2 separate regions of the Homo sapiens genome follow, and region 2 is linked to region 1. A link is an interaction called in ENCODE POLR2A ChIA-PET data of the cell type or tissue named here. Cell type or tissue: MCF 10A. All regions are shown on one strand. Each heading gives the region's core, and the rest is flanking DNA. Links, peaks and the distances in the headings are about the cores only.

Region 1 (4,507 bases), core at 316-4,315:
GCATCCTAGATTCCCCATCGTGCTCTTCCCACCCCCGACCCCCACCCCACCAGACCCATGAACTAGTCTCTCAGGGTGGGTTTTATTGCACACACTGAGGTTTAAGAACCACTGCTTGACATCCACACAGACGGGTATTGACACAGTGACAGAGAGAGACCTGGTTTGGGGTCAGGAGGCTTAGATTTGAATCTTGACTCCTCAGTCATGAGTTCTGTGAACTGGGACAAGTTACTTTCAGAGCCAGCCTTTCTCGTTTCTCAGTTGGAAATAAGTGGTTATGCAGATAAGCAGTACTCTCGCATATTCGGCATGCAGCTAGTCCTGGTGGCACTTGCTTTTTACAAAGGTGTTTCTTTGGTCCCTGGATACAGGTCTCTTCCCACCCCAGGCTCTTAAGCTCCTCAAAGGCAGGAACCAGTGAGTGGCGGCTCCTGGACCAGACATCTGGTTGGTTACCTGACAAACAGTCCACTGCCCTCCGTCTTGGATCATGTTGTCTCCAGGCCCTGCTGCTCCCAGGCTCTGTGCAGGAACAGAAGGGAATTGAAGAAGCATTATTGGATAGTGGTATAAGAGCATGAAGATTCAGAATGGGTGACAACAATATGTGCTGGAGGGCCAGCTGGAGGAGGTAGGCCTTGAGGGAAAGCAGATTGTGAGAGTGGAGGCAGGGCTTCCAGGCAGAAGGAACAGCTCTAGGGGAGGCTCAAAGTCAGGGAGCTCCCCCAGGGGTTGCCTGTCCCCAGGGGTCACTTACCCCTAGTCCCTGCACGGGCTTCCTTGCATTATAATTAGCGTGTGTTTCTGTTTCTCTGTCTCCCCACCGGCCTGGAAGCTCTGTGTCTCCTGTGTCTCCCAGAGCCTGGCTTGCAGCAAGTGCTCAGCAAATGCTTGTGGAGCAGATGAAGGGTCAGCAGGCCCACCTGCAGAGCTGCAGCAGGGAGGGTGTGTGGTGGGGGAGTGGGCAGGGCAAGGCAATGGCAAGGGAGGCCCCTGTGAGTGGCCTCATCTGTATCTTTGGCCCAGGGCAGAGTCTGGCACTGGGGTGCTCAGGCACAGACTTCAGAGAGCCCTGCTCTAGCCCTGCTGGGGAGCCAGGCCTTTCCAGAAGGGAAGGGAGGTAGTGCAGCAGCCTCCAGTGGTGGGAGCTGTATAGGGCATAGAGACTGTTTTGAGGAGACAGAGCAAGGACCCCAGCGGTCCCAGGAGGCCCTCACCAGAGGGCCTCAGGAACATCTGCTGAGTCTCCTGCGGAGGAAGCCTAAACCTGCCTGCTTCTACCCTACTCCTGCTGGGATCCCTGGGTCCTGTTGGAATGGGTTTTCCAGGGCTGCCTGTGACTCTTCGTGGCCTTTGCCTAGGAGGAAGGCAGGCAGTCCCTTCAGTGCAGGCAAAAGCTGAGCCTGGAGGCTTAATCCTTTTCTGGCTTTGCTCATGACTGTTTTCTCTCTGCATTAGCAGCCCCCACCTCCCCCACCCCTGGCAAAACAAACCTGGCTATCCCAGCTTCCCATGGACACCCTGTGGGCATTTGTGGGGCTATGGGGGAGGGAGGCAATCAAGGTAGAAGACTGGACGGAGCCCTGAGAGTGCCTCATAAGCCCTGAAAGGATTCCTCTCTTACACATCCCTTTAAAAGCATCTCAGTGGTTGGCATTTTTACTGTGTAAGCTCAAACTTCAGGCAGCTTGAACCCTGGCCAAGCTTCTGATCCTGAGCAGCTTGATGGCTGAGACCCCTGGGACTCGTGACTCTCTGGCCTGTTGGCCTGGGCTCTGCTTTTCAGAGCTGAAGTTCAGTCCAGAGAAGTGATGGTCCAGGGACTGTCTGGATTGGGAATGGGCCGACCATAGGGCCTCTTGCCTGCTCTCTCATGCTCCCAGGGAAAATGACACTTGTGGGAGTCAGATCCACGTCTGTTGTATCAGAGCCTCCTTGTTTGCAAACCCCTTGAGAATAGTGCTTATGTGTCCAGTGGCTTGCAGAAATGGGGTACACTGGCCTTTGTGTGAAGTCCCAGTTGGTGGGGGTGCATGTAGCATTGCAGATGGGGTCCAGAGGGAAGGTTTGTCTAGGGCCTGGGCAACTCTAGCTGGCCCAAGATGGCAGTTCCAGGCCATTTACCGAGTCTGGCTATAGCTGGAGACCCCAGAATGTCTGAGAGAGCTTTTCAGGATGTGAGCCCAGATGAGGGGGCCAGCTGGGCCATGCTGTGCTCCTCTGGTGGGGGTGGCAGGGACTTGTTATGGCTCCCTGGCATCCTGGCCAGACCTTAGTGTCTTGAGGTCCAGCCATGTCAGGGCATGAGGTAAACAGACCCACAGGCTTGTGTCCCTGGCCACTGTCTAGGTGGGGGTAGAAGCCTAGAAAAGTGGGGTGGAGGGCAACAGTGGAGCTGGCACTTTTCCAGTTGGCCTGCATGTGTTGTGGGGCAGCAGGTGACAGTCAAGGGCAGGTGGCTTGTGGGCCAGCAGGGAGAAGGACTTGTGTTCCACATAGGTGTAGAGGGCCTGGGGCCAGGGGTAGGGTGGGATCCCGGGCTGGGCCTTTTCACTTCATCCCAGCATCTTGAGGAGCTCTCATGTGCACCAGAGAGCCCAGAAGTCAGGAGCAGGCAGGAGCCCAGGGCAGGAATGCGGGCTGTGTCGCCTCTGCCCAGGTGTGGCTCTGACTCACCTTGGGCGCAGTCTTGAATGAGCATCCTGACAGGCAGATACAAACCAAGTGCCAAGGTACAACGGTCTGCCAACCCTGCCCCGTGGAGCCTGCTGTCTGCTGGGGATGACAAAGCAGGCACCTGGGATTTAGTGTGCCATATACAGTGTGTTATAGGGGCTTGTAGTTCAGCTCCTGTCTCAGCTCTGGGGTCAGGTTTCCCAGTGGAAGCAGTGTCTGCAACCTGAAGGATTAATAGGACCTGGCCTGATGAAAAGAGTGAGAAGGTGTCCTAGGAAGGGGTACAGCCTGGCCAAAGACCTGGAAGCAAAGCGAGAAGAACACGTTGGAGGCCCTGGCTCAAGCACAGACTGTCGAGAGAGGTGGCAGGAGCCAAGGTCTGCAGGGACTTGTGGACAGGGCAGGGAGTTTAGACTTTGTCCTAAGACAGCTCAGAGAACTGACTCGCCTGGAGACTCAGTTTGGGCCTGTCTTGCCCTTGGGTGACAGACCCATGATCTTTGACTCCCCTCTTCCTAGTGCTGAGCTTGTGGGGCCTGCCCAGGCTATAAGAGTGGGAGCTTGGAGCATTAGCCTCCAAGGGCAGGGGGCCCTCGGGTCAGCTGTTATCCCCAGGTCAGAGCTGAGCCCCCGCAGCTGCTGAGATCAACTTGGCATCTCCTCCCTGGTCTGTGTGGCCTTGACTCACAATAGTCTTTTTTCTCAAATGGACACACTGATTGCCCCAAGCAGACTGGTGAGTGGCCCTGGTCCCACAGTGGCCACAGTCTGGCCCCTTGCCCTGTGGTGATGGCTCTCTGGCTTCTCCTGGGGTCAGCCAGCCAGTGTTGGGTGTGCAGCTGGGCTGCCGATGGCATTTGGGGAGCAGTGTGTGTTTGAGCTGACATCCCAGGAGAGCTGGTGTCACCATCAGCATTGAACACCCAAAGGCCTTTCCAGCACCTTCCCCTCATGTGTCTGCAAAACATATATGTGGGGTCAGCACTGTTTTTTATTTTTTTTTCCTGGTGCACACTGCTTTCTTCTATAGAGAGTAAGTGCTACTCACCATAGAACTTCCTGAAAGCCTGCTAGGTCCCAGGCCTTGGTCTTGATTGTTGCCTTGTCTTTGGCCCAGGGGTACCTGTGGGTCTGGTCAAGGATTGGTTGCTGCAGAGAGGAGCCTGGAGGAAGGGAAAAGTGAATAGAGCGTGACAGTCAAACAGACTGACAGGGCGGGTTGCCGTGTCTGGGGCCCCGTGGTGACTGTGGGTTTCCTTTTGCAGTGTTCCTGCATCCGTTGTCAGAGGCCCTGCAGCTGGTCCCAGGGCTGAGCTGCTGGCAGGAGTTCCTCATGACATCCTCTTCCCTGCAATCTCAGGGACTAGGCCCACAGGTCAGCAGCCTTTGGAGGTGTCGTCCTTCCTCTTCCTCACTGTGAGGAAGGGCAGTTTGATTTCCATCTGAGGGACAGGGCAGCGGGGGTGGGGTAGAAGAAATGAGAGGAAGTGGCGCAGTCCTGACCCCGAGTTGCAGGCTGGGAGAAGCCCATGGGGTCTGAGAGCTGGAGGCACCACCAGCAGCAACTGAGCCCGGGGTGGGGTTGCAGGAGCTGGAGAGTCCAGGCCTAGATCGGGGGCTAGAGTGGCCAGTGCAGGAGGAAGTGTTTCAGGCCTCCCTGCAGGTAGACCTCACACATCTGCTGACCCCTCTGTGGTGAGACCTTTTCCTGCTCTCCCTTCCTGGAAGGCCAAGGGTCTCAGCTGTATTTGGGGAGAATGGGAGAGAGTACCTGCCAAAGGTTCAGGCAGGGGTAAGGGGCTTCCCAGTGCCAATGAGAAGGGATATC
Region 2 (4,256 bases), core at 1-4,000, 97 kb before region 1:
AGATCAGGCCACTGCCACTCCAGCCTGGGTGACAGAGTAAGACTCCATCTCAAAAAAAAATTTTTTTTAATGGTCCCAGTCCAGTGCGGTGTCTCACGCCTATAATCCTAGCACTTTGGGAGGTCAAGGTGGGAGGATCACTTGAGGTGAGGAGTTCAAGACCAGCCTGGGCAACATAAGATTCCTCTCTCTACAAAAAATGTTAAAAATTGGCCAGATGTGGTGGCACGTGATTGTAGTCCCAGCTACTGGGGAGGCTGAGACAGGAAGATCACTTGAGTCCAGGAGGTGGAGACTGCAGTGAGTGAGCTATAATTGTACCACTGCACTCCAGCCTGGGCAACAGAGGGAGACTCTGTCTCTCTAAAAATAAGTAAATAACTAAAGTAAATCTTAATGTAATTATGTAACTTTTGGACTTCAGTTAACAATAATGTGTCAATATTGGCTCATAAACTTTTTTTTTTTTTTTTTTTGAGATGGAGTCTCGCTCTGTCACCCAGGCTGGAGTGCAGTGGCGTGATCTTGGCTCACTGCAACCTCCGTCTCCTAGGCTCAAGTGATTCTCCTGCCTCAGCCTCCTGAGTAGCTGGGATTACAGGCATATGCCACCACGCCCAGCTAATGTTTATATTTTTAGTAGAGACGGAGTTTATCTCAGTAAGACTTTCAAGCTCTGTGGTCACCGTTTGAAAAGCATTAGATACGCTGGGTGCAGTGGCTCACACCTGTAATCCTAGCACTTTGGGAGGCCGAGGTGGGAGTTTCATTTGAGCTCAGGAGTTTGAGACCAGCCTGGGCAACATAGTGAGACCTTGTCTATACAAAAAATGAACAAAATTAGCCAGGCGTGGTGGTGTGTACCTGTAGTCCCAGCTACTTGGGAGGCTGATGTAGGAGACTCGCTTGAGCCCAGGAGGTCAAGGCTGCAGTTAGCTGTGATCACCCCACTGCACTCCAGCCTGGACGACACAGTGAGACCCTGTCTCAAAAGAAAAAAAAGGAGGCGGGGGAAGAAAGAAAGAAAAGAAAGAAAAAGAAGGAAGGAAGGAAGGAAGGAAGGAGGAAAGGAGGGAGGGAGGGAGGGAGGGGAAAAAAGAAAAGAAAAAGAAAGAAAGGGAAAGTATTAGATAAGCAGTTGAGAAAGGAGCTGAGATCAGGAATTCAGTTCTGCATCTTCTCTGTGACTTCTCATTCATCTCTGGGTCAGTCATAGAGTCTCTCTTGTCTTAATTTTCTCATCTGTGAAATGGCTACCCCTTTATTTACCACCAGTGGTATTGAGAACCTTAATCAACATTTAGGAAATAATATGTCATCCTTATAACATGAGACCCATAATTGAAAGACTATACCATTATCATGGCCCATTTCATTTTATCTGGATTTTTTTTAACTAAGTTGGTTTTACATTTTGATGTGAATTTATATGCAGCACTATTGTTAAACTGAGTGTTGATTTTCACTCCCCAGAGAGTTTTCTCCTTCAGTAGTGGAAAAATGAAGTGTACATTATTGCAATAATAACACCCTTACTTGTGATCTTGTCATTTCACAAGATTCTTTTTTTTTTTTTTTTTTTTTTTCTGAGATGGAATCTTGCTCTGTCACCCAGGCTGGAGAGCAGTGGTGCAATCTTGGCTCACTGCAACCGTTGCTGCCGGGGCTTAAGTGTTTCTCCTGCCTCAGCCTCCTGAGAAGCTAGGATTACAGGTGCATGCCACCATGCCCAGCCTTTTTTTTATTATTATTTTTTTTTAGTAGAGATGGGGTTTCACCATGTTGGCCAGGCTGGTCTTGAACTCCTGACCTCAAGTGATGAGCCTGCCTTGGCCTCCCAAAGTGCTGGGATTACAGGTGTGAGCCACAGCACCCAGCCTCATAAGAATCTTGATACAGGAGTTGGGCTAAATTACTGCTGAGAGGAGAGACTTTCAGAGTAAAAGCATGTGCTGTAGGAACAAACTTAACTGCTGTTGTTTGCATTTTCCTTTTTCCACGTTCAATTCTTGAGAACCCAGGAGTAGATAAGGCCTAGCATCATATAGGTTCAAACACTTCTTTTTAATATAATAGCTGCTGTTTCTCCTCTAGCTGCTCCGCCAATCCTATGAGACTCCCTTCTTATAGTCCAGGGGGCACTTCCTGATATCTGGCCCCAGCTATTCCCTTTTTCTTGTTGGCTACTGAAGAAATAGTGGGCAAGAGCTTGTGGTTTAGATGAGCTGCCAATCCATACCTCAGCATGCATTCTTATCAACCAGTGTCAATTGTGATGACTCTTGGCAAAAGCTCTTTAATTTCTGTCTCCCATTGATATTTGCTACCATGCTCTCCTGCTGTGGCCAGAATTCAGTCCTAAGAAGTTACCACATGTGACTGGGTGCATTTTGTTAAATAATAACTTTATTGATATGTATACATCCATATGATGATGTAGATACAGATCATAAACACTACTTTATGCCATATATATATATATATATATATATCTGCACATGAGTGGTTCAAACTCCTTGACATAAAAACATATAGAATTTGGGCACAGTGGCTCATGCCTGTAATCCCAGCAGTTTGGTAGGCCAAAGTGGGAGGATCACTTGAGGCCAGGAGTTCAAGACCAGCCTGGGCAACATAGTGAGACCCTGTCTCTACAAAAAATCTTTAAAAATATTAGCAAAGTGTGGTGACACACCCCTGTATTCCCAGCTACTCAGGAGACAAAGATGGGAAGATTGCTTGATCCCAGGAGGTTGAAGTTATGCTGAGCTATGATCGTACCACTCCAACCTGGGTCACAAAGCAAGGCCCTGTCCCCCACAAAAACAAAAACAAAAACAAAAACATACAGAATTTCCATTTAGATTTTTTACAGCAGGGGAAAGCATGCTGATGTCAGTTCATTGGTAATTATTTTGCCCATAAGTACCTGTTGGAAAAAGGAAATCGTGAAAACATAAAGAATAAAATTACCATGAATCATACTAGTGATTTAAAGTAATACTATTATTACTTGTTTGATTTATACTAATTCACACTAGTGATTTATAGTAATAATTTATAGAATAACTTACTAGAGCATTATAGTTTTCCAAAATTATATGCATTCTATGTGAAAACAATAGGTTTACCTACTTTGGGAGATGGGGAAAAAAGCAAAGGGAAGATATGAATAGCACATATAAGCAAATAGTTAAGCTGTAATAAAACAACAAGATATTGTAGCAGAGTCAAACACTATTTTTATGTCCAAGAATAAAAATGTTTTGAAGAACTGTTTCAGATTTTCATATTTTATAGTAAAGCGATCATAAAGCTTTACTGCATGCTGAAATACTGAATGACAGTGTAGCAGTTACTGTCATCATTCCCTGAACTCTCTCTCTGTCCAGTGCTTTAGCCTTCTAAAGAAAAGGAATGTTGTATAATAAAGAATCTGGGCCAGGTGTGTGGGCTGATGCCTGTAATCCCAACACTTTGGGAGGCTAAGGCAGGGGAACTGCTTGAGCCTAGGAGTTTGAGACCAGCCTGGGCAACAAAGTGAGACCCTGTCTCTACAAGAAATTTTTATTACTATTTTTTAATTTTGTTTGAGACAGGGTCTCACTATGTTGCCTAGGCTGGTCTTGAACTCCTGGGCTCAAGTGATCCTCCTGCCTTGGCCTCCCTAAGTGCTGGTGCTGGATTACAGGCATGAGCCACTGCCCTCAGCTCTACAAAAAAAAAATTTTTTTTTTGAGTCGGAGTCTTGCTCTGTCACCTAGGTTGGAGTGCAGTGGCACAATCTCGGCTCACTGCAACCTCCACCTCCCGGGTTCAAGCAATTCTCCCTGCCTCAGCCTCCTGAGTAGCTGGGATTGCAAGCACCCGCCACCACGCCCGGCTAATTTTTATATTTTTAGTAGAGATGGGGTTTTGCCATGTTGGCCAGGCTCATCTTGAACTCCTGACCTCAGGTGATCCGCCCACCTCGGCCTCCCAAAGTGCTGGGATTACAGGCGTGAGCCATCATGCCCGGCCAACAAAAATTTTTTTAAAAAGGTTAGCCAGGCACCTATGGAGGAGACTGAGGTGGCTATGGAAGCAAAATTGGAGGAAGAAGTGACTACAGAAATGATCAGTACAATCGACCATACTGATGACTGTTTTGAATATTCCTTTGTCTCTGACATGATCCATAGTGAAATTGCCAGAGTTTTGCCTGCTGCTTTCCTCGTGGCCTCTTCTTGGGTAGTGAAATTAAGTGATTTTTTTTT

What was found. ChIA-PET counts read pairs that join two places held together with the same protein. Peaks named below come from ENCODE experiments on the same cell type or tissue, not always from the same donor. Only the 100,000 strongest peaks of a DNase experiment are listed, where the experiment ranks them.
Region 2: POLR2A ChIA-PET joins it to region 1 with 6 read pairs; 27 of 35 experiments call an interaction of 5 or more read pairs at or near these places.

Annotation. Positions count from the first base shown.
Region 1 is chr14:73,743,229-73,747,735 of GRCh38, reverse strand. The region is part of intron 1 of MIDEAS (mitotic deacetylase associated SANT domain protein); the gene reads left to right. It overlaps LOC124903345 (a long non-coding RNA gene), which reads right to left. Exons shown (of 3, transcript XR_007064264.1): 2 at 3,728-3,842; 3 at 291-525. Among named protein-coding and RNA genes, the nearest start is that of MIR4505, 13 kb to the left of the region's middle. RefSeq lists enhancers at 246-759, 760-1,274 and a silencer at 3,836-4,130. In MCF 10A, for the core only: no CTCF peak of the experiment used is centred there; a DNase peak (open chromatin) is centred at 2,695.
Region 2 is chr14:73,840,403-73,844,658 of GRCh38, reverse strand. No RefSeq gene overlaps it. Among named protein-coding and RNA genes, the nearest start is that of PTGR2, 9.3 kb to the left of the region's middle. In MCF 10A, for the core only: no CTCF peak of the experiment used is centred there; no DNase peak of the experiment used is centred there.